Regions from separate parts of the Homo sapiens genome. Here region 1 is linked to region 2. Evidence: chromatin contacts called from ENCODE Hi-C or POLR2A ChIA-PET data. All regions are on one chromosome and are shown on one strand. The core of a region is the stretch at or near the end of the contact, and the rest is flanking DNA. Distances in the headings are between cores, read along the strand shown.

What was found. Hi-C counts contacts between places; a loop is a spot of excess contacts on that map. ChIA-PET counts read pairs that join two places held with the same protein, here RNA polymerase II (POLR2A). Pooled maps may share reads with other maps.
Region 1: a loop to region 2 is called in a map of mammary epithelial cell, with 2.3 times the contacts of the local background. The contact joins the promoter of CYP3A4-AS1 here to the enhancer-like site in region 2. A Hi-C loop is called at or near these places in 1 of 168 maps with a recorded cell type or tissue (mammary epithelial cell) and 1 of 50 pooled maps. POLR2A ChIA-PET finds 5 or more read pairs at or near these places in 4 of 52 experiments (MCF 10A, Panc1, activated CD4-positive, alpha-beta T cell and 1 more).

The regions. Positions count from the first base shown.
Region 1 is chr7:99,761,748-99,766,979 of GRCh38, reverse strand. It overlaps CYP3A4-AS1 (CYP3A4 antisense RNA 1), which reads right to left and starts at 3,048. Exons shown (of 1, transcript NR_198962.1): 1 at 84-3,048. CYP3A4 (cytochrome P450 family 3 subfamily A member 4) reads left to right here. Exons shown (of 13, transcript NM_017460.6): 9 at 537-603; 10 at 2,965-3,125; 11 at 4,713-4,939. RefSeq lists an enhancer at 3,069-3,349.
Region 2 is chr7:99,628,439-99,633,976 of GRCh38, reverse strand. ZSCAN25 (zinc finger and SCAN domain containing 25) reads right to left here. Exons shown (of 8, transcript NM_145115.3): 8 at 1,569-4,786. The coding sequence ends at 3,957. Among named protein-coding and RNA genes, the nearest start is that of ZSCAN25, 14 kb to the right of the region's middle. RefSeq lists an enhancer at 3,494-4,140. Within about 2 kb of position 2,146, at least 4 of the 41 ENCODE cell types and tissues checked have a DNase peak (open chromatin) inside an H3K27ac peak, as active enhancers do.

The DNA of each region.
Region 1 (5,232 bases), core at 1,799-4,298, 130 kb before region 2:
GAAATGCAGAAAGTGGGGTTTGGGGAAGGAGATATGAGAATGAGTCAGAGACAGCACATGAAATTTGATATCAGACACAACAATTAGTATGCCACGGCATAAATTTTATTGAGATAAAACTTTACCACTTTACTTCCCTTCAATAAATTGTCAGAGGATAAACATTACTGTTTGGAAATATATTTTACTGATATTATGCTTTCCCCAGATCATAAATTGGTAAAGACTCATTTCAAGTACAAACCTGTTATTTTACACATTCTCAAATGAAAGTCCCTATCAGGCCACCTGCTGAAGTGTAGCGTGTGTTAAATTTGAGCCATCTCACATGATAGCCAGATTTGTTTCAGGAAAACATCCTGCTTTCCAAGGATTTAGAAGGGTATGTTTTTCACTGGTGATTCAGGCAACATGCATCAGATTTCTGGTCTTCAAGGAGCCATATTCTCAGAAGGGAGATCAAGGACCACGCTTGTGATTTACTTCTGACTTCAGGAGCCACTTTCTGTCAGTGAAATTTCTCTTTTTGCTTCTAGCACCGAGTGGATTTCCTTCAGCTGATGATTGACTCTCAGAATTCAAAAGAAACTGAGTCCCACAAAGGTAACCAGAGTGTTTCTGAGGGCTACTTGTGGGGCACTCAGAGGGAAGGCCTTGTTCTGAAAATGTGCAGGAAGTATTCCAGGATGATGAGAATTTCTGCCACATAGCAGAACGACACATGTTTGAATGTTATAAGTGGTAGTTGGAGGCACTTTCTAGAGGCATGCAGGCATAGATAGCCATGTTCTAAGAGTAAAGGGCAACCCTAAGCAAACCTGGCATGCTAGAAAGTCAGTCTGCGGTCTGTGGATCACCTACATCAGATCAAATGCCAATTCTCAGCCTCCTTCAGATCCACTGAATAAAAATTTCTGCCTAGAAATTTATTAGGTTGCTGCAAAATTAATTGTGGGTTTTTCCATTACTTTTAATTGCAAAAAAATGCAATTAAAAGTAATGGCAAAAACCACAATAACTTTTGCAGCTACCTAATACATCTAACATCCAATCAGGAGCCACGCTGTTCCAAAAGGGGTGATTTTAACTGGCAGTACTTGTTGAAAGTGTGTTCACCAGGTTAATCTACTGCAAAGTTATTTTCCACTTTGGAATGGATTAGTAACTTGTGGGGAAAACCTCTGAGACCGTGTAAATATCCTCTTTGTCTTCAATGTTTCACCTACGAGTTTTACAACCCATGTATGTTTTTTACTGAAGTCACTATTACTATGACAGTGGCAAAATGATGACCATGGTCAATTACAAGCCACCAAGACTTGGCAACCATCTCACAAAATTCCTGAATATTTAACTATTGGTTCTAGAGAGCAGGACTGGGCTTACTCCAGCATACTGCTTTAAATATATCCATGTCTACATCCACTTTTGTCTGTATGTCTATGTATCTATCTATGTATCTATCTAGCTATGTATCTATCTATCTATCTATCATCTATCTATCTATCATCTATCCATCTATCATCTATCATTTATCCATCTATCATCTATCTACTTATATATTATCTATCTATCATCTAACTATTCATCTATCTATCCCAATATAACTTGCTGTGATAAAGGAAATAGTCTATTGTTTTACTGTTTCATATAGAAATCACTAGACACATATGGCTATTGAGCACTGGATATGTGGCTAGTGCCATTGAAGATCAATTTTAAATGGTATTTCAGTTTAATTTAATAAAATTTGATTTTAAATAGCCACTAGTGGGTAGTGGCTACCATATTGGACAGCAGAGCTCTAAACTTTGAGATTATAGTTCAATTTCACATCAGTATCATCAGGTTCATGATAACTGAATACTATGATTAGGTAGTTGAATTTACTTATAACTGCATCACAGAAGTCTTCACTGGTAAATCACAGCTCTGTCGACCTTTCTCACACTCCTTTCATATTGGTTTTGGTTGTGAATTACATGGTTGGAGCAGGCATTATATTTATTTCTATGTTCCAGGTCTCTAAAGGTCCTAATCCAGTCCTGATCAAACAGACCAGTGATGGACCATCCTGAGCTTCTCTCAGGAGAAAAATCAAGAGGGGCCCAACTTGTAATCATAGGAGCTTATGCTATTTTAATGCCATCCATCAGACTACAATCAATTACCACTCATCTAGCTTTTTGTCCATCTCTCATTCTTGTACATCCTGAGATAGTCAATTCTGAGAACTGTAGCCTAGATCTATCACCTGATGCCTCTCAAAGATATAATCCGTGCTTCTCAAGCTAGGCTATGCACACAAATCACTGCATCTTGTGAAAGTTCAGATTTTGAATCAGTAGTTCAAGGGTGGGGTTTGAGATTTTGCATTTCTAATGAGCTCTCAGATGCTTCTGACCCATGGACCACACTTTGAATACCAAGAAGTGGTCTGTAGACCAATATTGGTCCCTTAAGTTCCCTCAAACATATCTTCGGGAAACGTCCTTTGATTTTCCCTACATTTAACCATTAGTGTTGCAAATTCTCTCAAAGTTTGTCAAGATATATTGTAGCTAAAATAAATTACATTTTTCTTGGGGGAGAGTACTACCTCATATTAACTTACAATAAAGTACTTTTAGGATCATTCAAGGAACACACCCATAACACTGAGTATGTTATGCGGAAATGCTCTCTCTGGAAATTACACAGCTGTGCAGGTGGCGGGGGTGGCATGAGGAGGAGTGGATGGCCCACATTCTCGAAGACCTTGGGGAAAACTGGATTAAAATGATTTGCCTTATTCTGGTTCTGTAAGATACACATCAGAATGAAACCACCCCCAGTGTACCTCTGAATTGCTTTTCTATTCTTTTCCCTTAGGGATTTGAGGGCTTCACTTAGATTTCTCTTCATCTAAACTGTGATGCCCTACATTGATCTGATTTACCTAAAATGTCTTTCCTCTCCTTTCAGCTCTGTCCGATCTGGAGCTCGTGGCCCAATCAATTATCTTTATTTTTGCTGGCTATGAAACCACGAGCAGTGTTCTCTCCTTCATTATGTATGAACTGGCCACTCACCCTGATGTCCAGCAGAAACTGCAGGAGGAAATTGATGCAGTTTTACCCAATAAGGTGAGTGGATGGTACATGGAGAAGGAGGGAGGAGGTGAAACCTTAGCAAAAATGCCTCCTCACCACTTCCCAGGAGAATTTTTATAAAAAGCATAATCACTGATTCTTTCACTGACTCTATGTAGGAAGGCTCTGAAAAGAAAAAGAAAGAAACATAGCAAATGGTTGCTACTGGCAGAAGCGTAAGATCTTTGTAAAACGTGCTGGCTCTGGTTCATCTGCTTTCTATTACTACAATAATGCTAAGTAAAAAACCTCCAAAAACCTCAGTGGCATCTAACAATAAGCATTTGTTGCTCACACTCATTTCACATTGGTTTTGGTTGTGAATTACATGTTTGCAGCAGGCACCATAGTGGTGTGTGATGTCCCCTTAGCTGTATCCACATATGGACACAGGAATTTGCTCTTTTTATCTCTTTTTATTTTCTTGGTTACAGACATGTGACTTTTTTTTTTGAAAGGTAACAATCACTTTCTCATATGTTATTTGATGCTAGTGGTCATAGCCTATTAGTCACATTTGTTTCAATGAGAAAGAAAAACCAGTACACGGTTATGCTAAGGATTTCAGTCCCTGGGGTGAGAGCCGTCTCGAATGTCTCCCCACTTCATAACTCCTCCACACATCATAGTTGGATAGTGAGCTCTGCTGATATTGGCAGGACTTGCTCTGGTCTGGCTGTAGTCTGACGGAGCCTGGCCCTGGGTGTGCTGTGCAGGCTGACTCAGCTCTCCCCACACCTATCTCATGTTCCAGTCAGGCAGTAACTGGTGAAGAAGCCAAGCTAGGAACCAGGATATCTGGCTCCTGAGCTAAAGTCTTAAAACACTATCATATTGCCTTCCAAATATAACACCAAATACTAGGTGCATATCACCCACACTGTTTTCAGACCTCTGCCAAAATTGGGATTCTTTGTGGTATGAAGAGACACGGCTTTGGGGCTGGCCCGGCTGTGGCAGTGAGGTGAACACAAAGGGATGTTCTTCAGAGATTACAGTCCAGCCCTGAAGCAACAACTAGGAGACTGTTTCAGCAAGTGAGGACAGGGCTGTGTGGGGTTCTATCCTCTTTATAACTTCCACTAGCACTGAAATCGTGTTCTCTGGTTACATCCAACCAGAACCTTCTTTGTCATTTTTGGGATAGAAAGGGACTAGTTTATCCTCAAATTATTTATGGAGATTTTATATAATATAGTGTTTCTCTCCACATTTTCTGTATATAACAAAAGTCCTCCTTTTAGTGTGTGTATACACATATATATACACATATATATGTGTGTGTGTATGTGTGTGTGTATATATATATAGACATATATACACGGTTATGCTAAGGATTTCAGTCCCTGGGGTGAGAGCCTTCCCGAATGCTTCCCACCTTCATAACTCCTCCACACATCTCAGTGGGCCACTGAGCACAGCAATGGGCATGACAGTTATTAAAACACTTTATAAATGCTTCGATCCTTTACCAGTATGAGTTAGTCTCTGGAGCTCCTAATACTTCATTAGTACTGCATGGACTGAGTTAAAAGTTAATTCAAAATCTCAATTTATCCAAATCTGTTTCGTTCTTTCCAGGCACCACCCACCTATGATACTGTGCTACAGATGGAGTATCTTGACATGGTGGTGAATGAAACGCTCAGATTATTCCCAATTGCTATGAGACTTGAGAGGGTCTGCAAAAAAGATGTTGAGATCAATGGGATGTTCATTCCCAAAGGGGTGGTGGTGATGATTCCAAGCTATGCTCTTCACCGTGACCCAAAGTACTGGACAGAGCCTGAGAAGTTCCTCCCTGAAAGGTACAAGGCCCCTGGGAAGGGAGCCCTCCCTGAACCAGCCTGGTTCAAGCATATTCTGCCTCTCTTAATCTACAGGACAGTCATGTGGTTGTATAATTATTTGCTTGTATTTTTATATTTAGAGATTTTTTTAATCATCAAATTGATTATTGTCACACTTTACAAACCATAGACTAGAAAAAAGAAAACTACAGTCATCCACAATTCCAACAACTTACGATGAAGGTCATCAGTTATGTCCTTATGGGTCATCAGTGTCCAAAATGTAAGGACTCTTTTAAAAACACATGATC
Region 2 (5,538 bases), core at 897-3,396:
TGTCCCAGCATAATAAATAGCACCCACTTTCACTCTCAAAAGGGGCAGGAAATACGGAACATTTGCCTGGAACATCTTGTCATGCCAGAAAGCAAAGAAGCTGTCAATGAGAATTAGGGTTATGTCAAAAGGATTCAGGAGCCAAGGTCCAGGGGCCTCCACTGGTCAAAGGTGAAATAATTTGAGCATCAAATTATAACTCCAGCAGACTGATCAATACCAAGTATGTTTAAATCCATGAGTGCAGGCCAGGTGCAGTGGCCCACACCTGTAATCTCAATACTTTGCAAGGCCAAGGAAGGGGTAGCACCTTAGCCTGGCAGTTTGAGGCTGCAGTGAACTACAATTGCACCACTGCATTCCAGCCTGGGTGACAGAGCAAGACTCTGTCTCAAAAAAACCAATAAAAGCAAAAAGCTATGAATGCATTGATTTCTACAGACTTGACTGCCTTTACAGGAAGCAAAAAGTAACTAGCTCATTATTCTGAAAACAGGCAAATAAAGAGGAGGATCAAGCATTTTCTTGCCTTCCCTGTATGAACTATATCTAAGGGTAACCTAAGTTAATGAAGGGAAATTTCTTACAATATTCCAACTACTAAATGATGAAGCATTTACAGAACTAACGAAAGAAGCAGATCTAGGCTTCTAAAATCATATGAAGAGAAACAGGGCATGTCACAATCTATAATGTGTTCTTGCCAAAATGTGAAATATGAATCTGATTACACCACTAAACACTTCTACATTTTTAGATAATACAGAAGGCAGGGAAATATGTTAAATCACGCCATGGGTATGCAAACAGAAAATGCAGAATGATTAGCTGGGCATGGTGGCACATGCCTGTAATCCCAGCTACTTGGGAGGCTGAGGCAGGAGAATCGCTTGAACCCGGGACAGGGAGGTTGCGGTGAGCTGAGACTGTGCCACTGCACTCCAGCCTGGGCAACAGAGCGAGACTCCAGCTCAAAAAAAAAAAAAACAACAGAAAATGCAGAATGTAAAAAACTCTCCAGGATAAATGATCGAGTTTTTTAAAATGAATAAATCTCAAGAAGAAAAGGATAAGTACTACAGATTATAAGCCTTAAGAGACAAAGCAACAAATTATATTATATTGAAAAATTAGGTGGGTTCTTAAAATTCACTGGATATTTTGACATTAAGGAACTGTTTTGTTTTGAGACAGGGTCTTGCTCTGTCTCCCAGGCTGGAGTGCAATGGCACAATCAGGGCTCACTGCAACCTCAACCTCTTGGGGTCAAGTGATGCCCAGCCTCAGCCTCCTGAATAGCTGGGACCACAGGCATGCACCACCCATGCCCAGTTAATATTTGTTTGTAGATGAGGTCTCACTATGTTGCTCAGGCTGGTCTCGAACTCCTCTCAAGCAATCCCACCTTGGCCTCCCAAAGTGGTGGGATCACAGGTGTAAGCCACCACACCCAGCCGCCCTTACCTTTTACAGGTACACACTGAAATGGTTATAAACAACACTTGGGATACACTTCGAAACTTCAGTGGGGGAGGAAGACGGGGAGGAAGGAGTGGACAGAGATGAAACAAGATTGATTATGAGTTTATAATAAAGTCAAATGATAAATACATAAGGATTTATTTATATAGGTTTGAAATTATCTATTATAAAAAAATTTCTAAAGAATAGAAAAATACAGAAAACAAAATATTTCTTAACATTTGAATAGATATGAAAAATCAGACTACCACAATCCCATGGGAAAAACCCCCTACTTAGAGGCTTTTCTGAGACACTGTCCTAAGCTCTTGGCCCCACAGGAGATAGGGAAGAGGCCAGATAGGAAAGTCAGCAAGGCCCAGCTCCTTCTGAAGCTTAAGATATGCCAACTTGCTGAAACCCAGAGGAATGCTGGCTGTGTATGACAAAAGAGCATCTGTGATTCAGGTAATGACAAGCAGCCCCCCGAGGCCTCCCCAGTCCCCACCTGCCTTTGGAAAACCACCCTCTGGGGAAGGCCACACTCAGGCCAGAAGCCTCCCACTGAGTCTGCCTGGCTGTCAGCCCTGCCTAGCTGCTCTGATAATTACGGGGGAAAAAAAGCTGATTTTGCATGTGGACCTCAGTATTACAGAGGAGCAGCAGCAGCCCCGTGTGGACATCTCAGATACATTTACGACCCAGTCAGTGCAGCCTCGTGGGCACAGCTAATGAGCCAGGAAGACCAAGGAGCGTCATTTGCTAAGCCAAAATTAGACACCATGCTGCCTAACAAGAACAGGTGATAAAACCACGTTTCAAAGTGGGCTGAGTAATACAGCTTTGTGTTAGTCATTACCATTTACCTTATTTACAATGGAAAATGAAAAAAAAAAATCTCAGTAAAAGAATCTGGTATTAAGAGGCATCAGAAGACAAACCACATTTTGCAATTATAGGACACTATCAACAAAGGACAAACTCACTCACTCAGCCAGGGTTCAAAGGCACAGCACAATGACACAGCAGTCAGTCCACGCTAGTTATGCAGCTTCCAGAACTTTAAACAGAAATGAAACCCTTAAGTGATGGCACAATAAGGAAGCTTCAACAGTTTACAAATATTGCATCTTCTCATTTTTAAAGAAATGTATTTTTTTTTAATGCCTACAAATATCTTTATTTTTCCTGACTTGGCACTCATGCAAAACAGGTCGCTACCAGCTCATCATCCCCAGTGGGTGTCCAGGACCCCTAGTGCCTTGGATGACAAGGGTCTGGAGGGCAGAGACCATTTAGTAACAAGAGGTAGGTGACAAATGCATTTCAGGGCAAGATGCTGACAAAGCAATGAATACAGGCCCAGAGGATTTGCAGGAATATCCACGGGTTCTGAAGATCAGGTACATCCACGAGACATAAGCTCTACGAGGTCAACAGCTTCTCCCCCTATTTTATTCATGGATGTGTCTCAAGCACCCAGAAGAGTTCCTGACATGTTTGTTACAGGGCCTCAATAAATACTTGGGAAATGGGTCCAATGAGAATGGGGTGAAATTAATTTTATGAACTATAAAGTGCCATCAAATATAGGGCATTAATACTAGAGTTCATCTTTCAGACTCATTTTAATTATAACAGTTCTTTCTAGAGAACTGTTTTTTAAAATACTCTGATGTTTATTCAGTGATCAATAGCAAAATACTAACTTCCTAATAGTTGGTGTGTTGACAGTTGTTATAGTGCAAGGAATAATGGACGGGGAAGTTTTACAGATGAGGATAGAATGTTATAGCCTGACACAGATGAGGCTCCAAATAATGTAAAATTCACACAGTTGCCTGGGAGCAGATCCCAGCTGGGGAGGGAAGATCCAGCACGGGGCAGGAGGGCAGGAGTGGTCATGGGAAGATGTTCTCACGGGCACACAGCACAGATACCCTGAGAATGCCTCGGGTCATGGGCTGTCGCATGCATCCCCAACGCACAACCCCCAGAGGCATCACGTCTAGTCTCTCATTCACCACGGCATTCCCACGGCCAGGTGCTCAGAGGATGTTCAATAAATGTTTGTTCAATGGAAAAGAGAGGGGGTGGGGGAAGAGTCTGAGCTATGACCCTGCAGGCAAGACAGAGCCCTCAGGAAGATGAGGTCCCAGCTACCAACACGTGTCAAGGTTTTGCCTTTACTCCCAGCTTTGTTCGGCAGGGGGACACAGACAGTCCACTGAAGGAGAAAATCTCAGCCTGAACTGAACCGCAGGAGACTGCTTCCCTCAAACATTGGAAGAAAAATTGTTTAGCACCACTTGGGTAAGAGATGGAAGCAGCTATGCTCTCTGGAAGCTCTAAGTAAGCCAGGCCTTGCCTTTCCCGCGTTGGCGAATGGGTGGGAAGGCGATGGGACCAGTGCTTTCCTGCAGCCATCACCTTGCACCCCGCAAGGCCCTGCAGTGAGAAAGATGAATGATGGTGCTGCCTGCCACCTGCTATGCTCACTGCACCAGCGGCTCCTGGCGGTGCTGGGTCTTCTGGTGCCGGTTGAGGATGGACCTCTGGTTGAAGCTTCGCCCGCAGGCAGGACAGTGGTAGGGCTTCTCCCCTGTATGGATTCTCTGGTGTCGGACCAGCCGCTCCCCTTTGCTGAACCGCTTCCCGCACACCTGGCACCCATATGGCTTCTCGCCAGTGTGGGCACGCCGGTGCACCGCCAGATTGGCATTCCTGCTGAAGCTCTTGCCACACTCGCAGGTGTAGGGCTTCTCCCCGGTGTGCGTCCTCCGGTGCACCTGCAGGTGCTGCCTGCGGCTGAAGCTCTTCCAGCAGTCCCCGCACTTGTAGGGCTTCTCCCCAGTGTGGCTGCGCTGGTGCACCTCCAGGTGGTGTCTCTGGCTGAAGGTTTTCCAGCACTCGCTGCACACGTAGGGCCTCTTTCCCAGGTGGGTTCTCTGGTGCTTCATCAGGTATTCTCTCAGGGTAAAGCCCTTCCCACACTCCACACAGCCATAAGACTTCTCTTCGTGGGTTCGCTGGTGCCTGACGAGATTGGAGCTCCGACTGAATCCTTTCCCACACTCAGGGCACTGGAAAGGCTTCCAGAAGGAGCTGTGGGTTTTGACTTCGTCAGGCAGGGGGATGGCACCGTGCTGGGGAGGAGGAAGCCCAGGCGCACTGCCTGCAGGGCCACCAGGCTCCTGCTCACAGACCCTTCCGAGCCCAGGGCCCTGGAGAGAGGCTTCCCCAAACCTCTCTGATGTCAGTGCCACCAGCGCCCCTTTCAGGTCTTCCTGTGGGGGTTTTGCCTCCTTTTCCTTGCTCCCACCGCCTACAGGACAGGAGGAGATAAAGATTGATTCTGTGGTAGCCGCAGGACATTTACATGTTAGAACTCTGCTTCACAGGGGTCCCATTCATGGTTCCTTCTCTTTTTTCCTTTGACCAACAACCTCAACTCAGGCTTTCCTTACTTCTTTTTCCTTATTTCCACCTCCATGTCTTTTTACAGAATAGTCTGCCAAATTCCAGTGCCCGCCCACTTATCTTGCTGCTAATCTAGACCTTTACTTCTTACAAAATGTAGCTCAATAATTTCCTCTAAGACACTCACCACGATTATTCTCTTACTCTGGGCCTCTTCAGCACTGTGCACCTAACTAGCACTTTATTATTCTGTACCTATTTACATGTGACTTTGTTGGAAATGCTGTTTCCATTCATCCAGATGTCCTGCGCCTTCCCCAAACGATTCTACACCTGCTGTAGCACAGGGCAGCACACAGCTCTCCAGACCTTCCAGGTGCCTGCTCAGTCCCCTGTCCTGCCCACATGCTCCCTCTGCCTAACCAGGTTCATTCATCTGGGTCTCCTAGGAGCCTGGCAGGGGACTGACTCAGGGAAGATGCTTGCTAACTGCTGGCTGAATGAATGAAGCAGGCTTCACTGAGGCTCCTGCAGGAGAACGCCCCTAGGTAGCATATTTATCAGGACTGAGACCATGACGCTGCTGAAATGCTCAGCTTCACCCTTCCTTCATCCTCACTCTGATCCTTCTTATATTCTCTCTAAATTAACGGAACA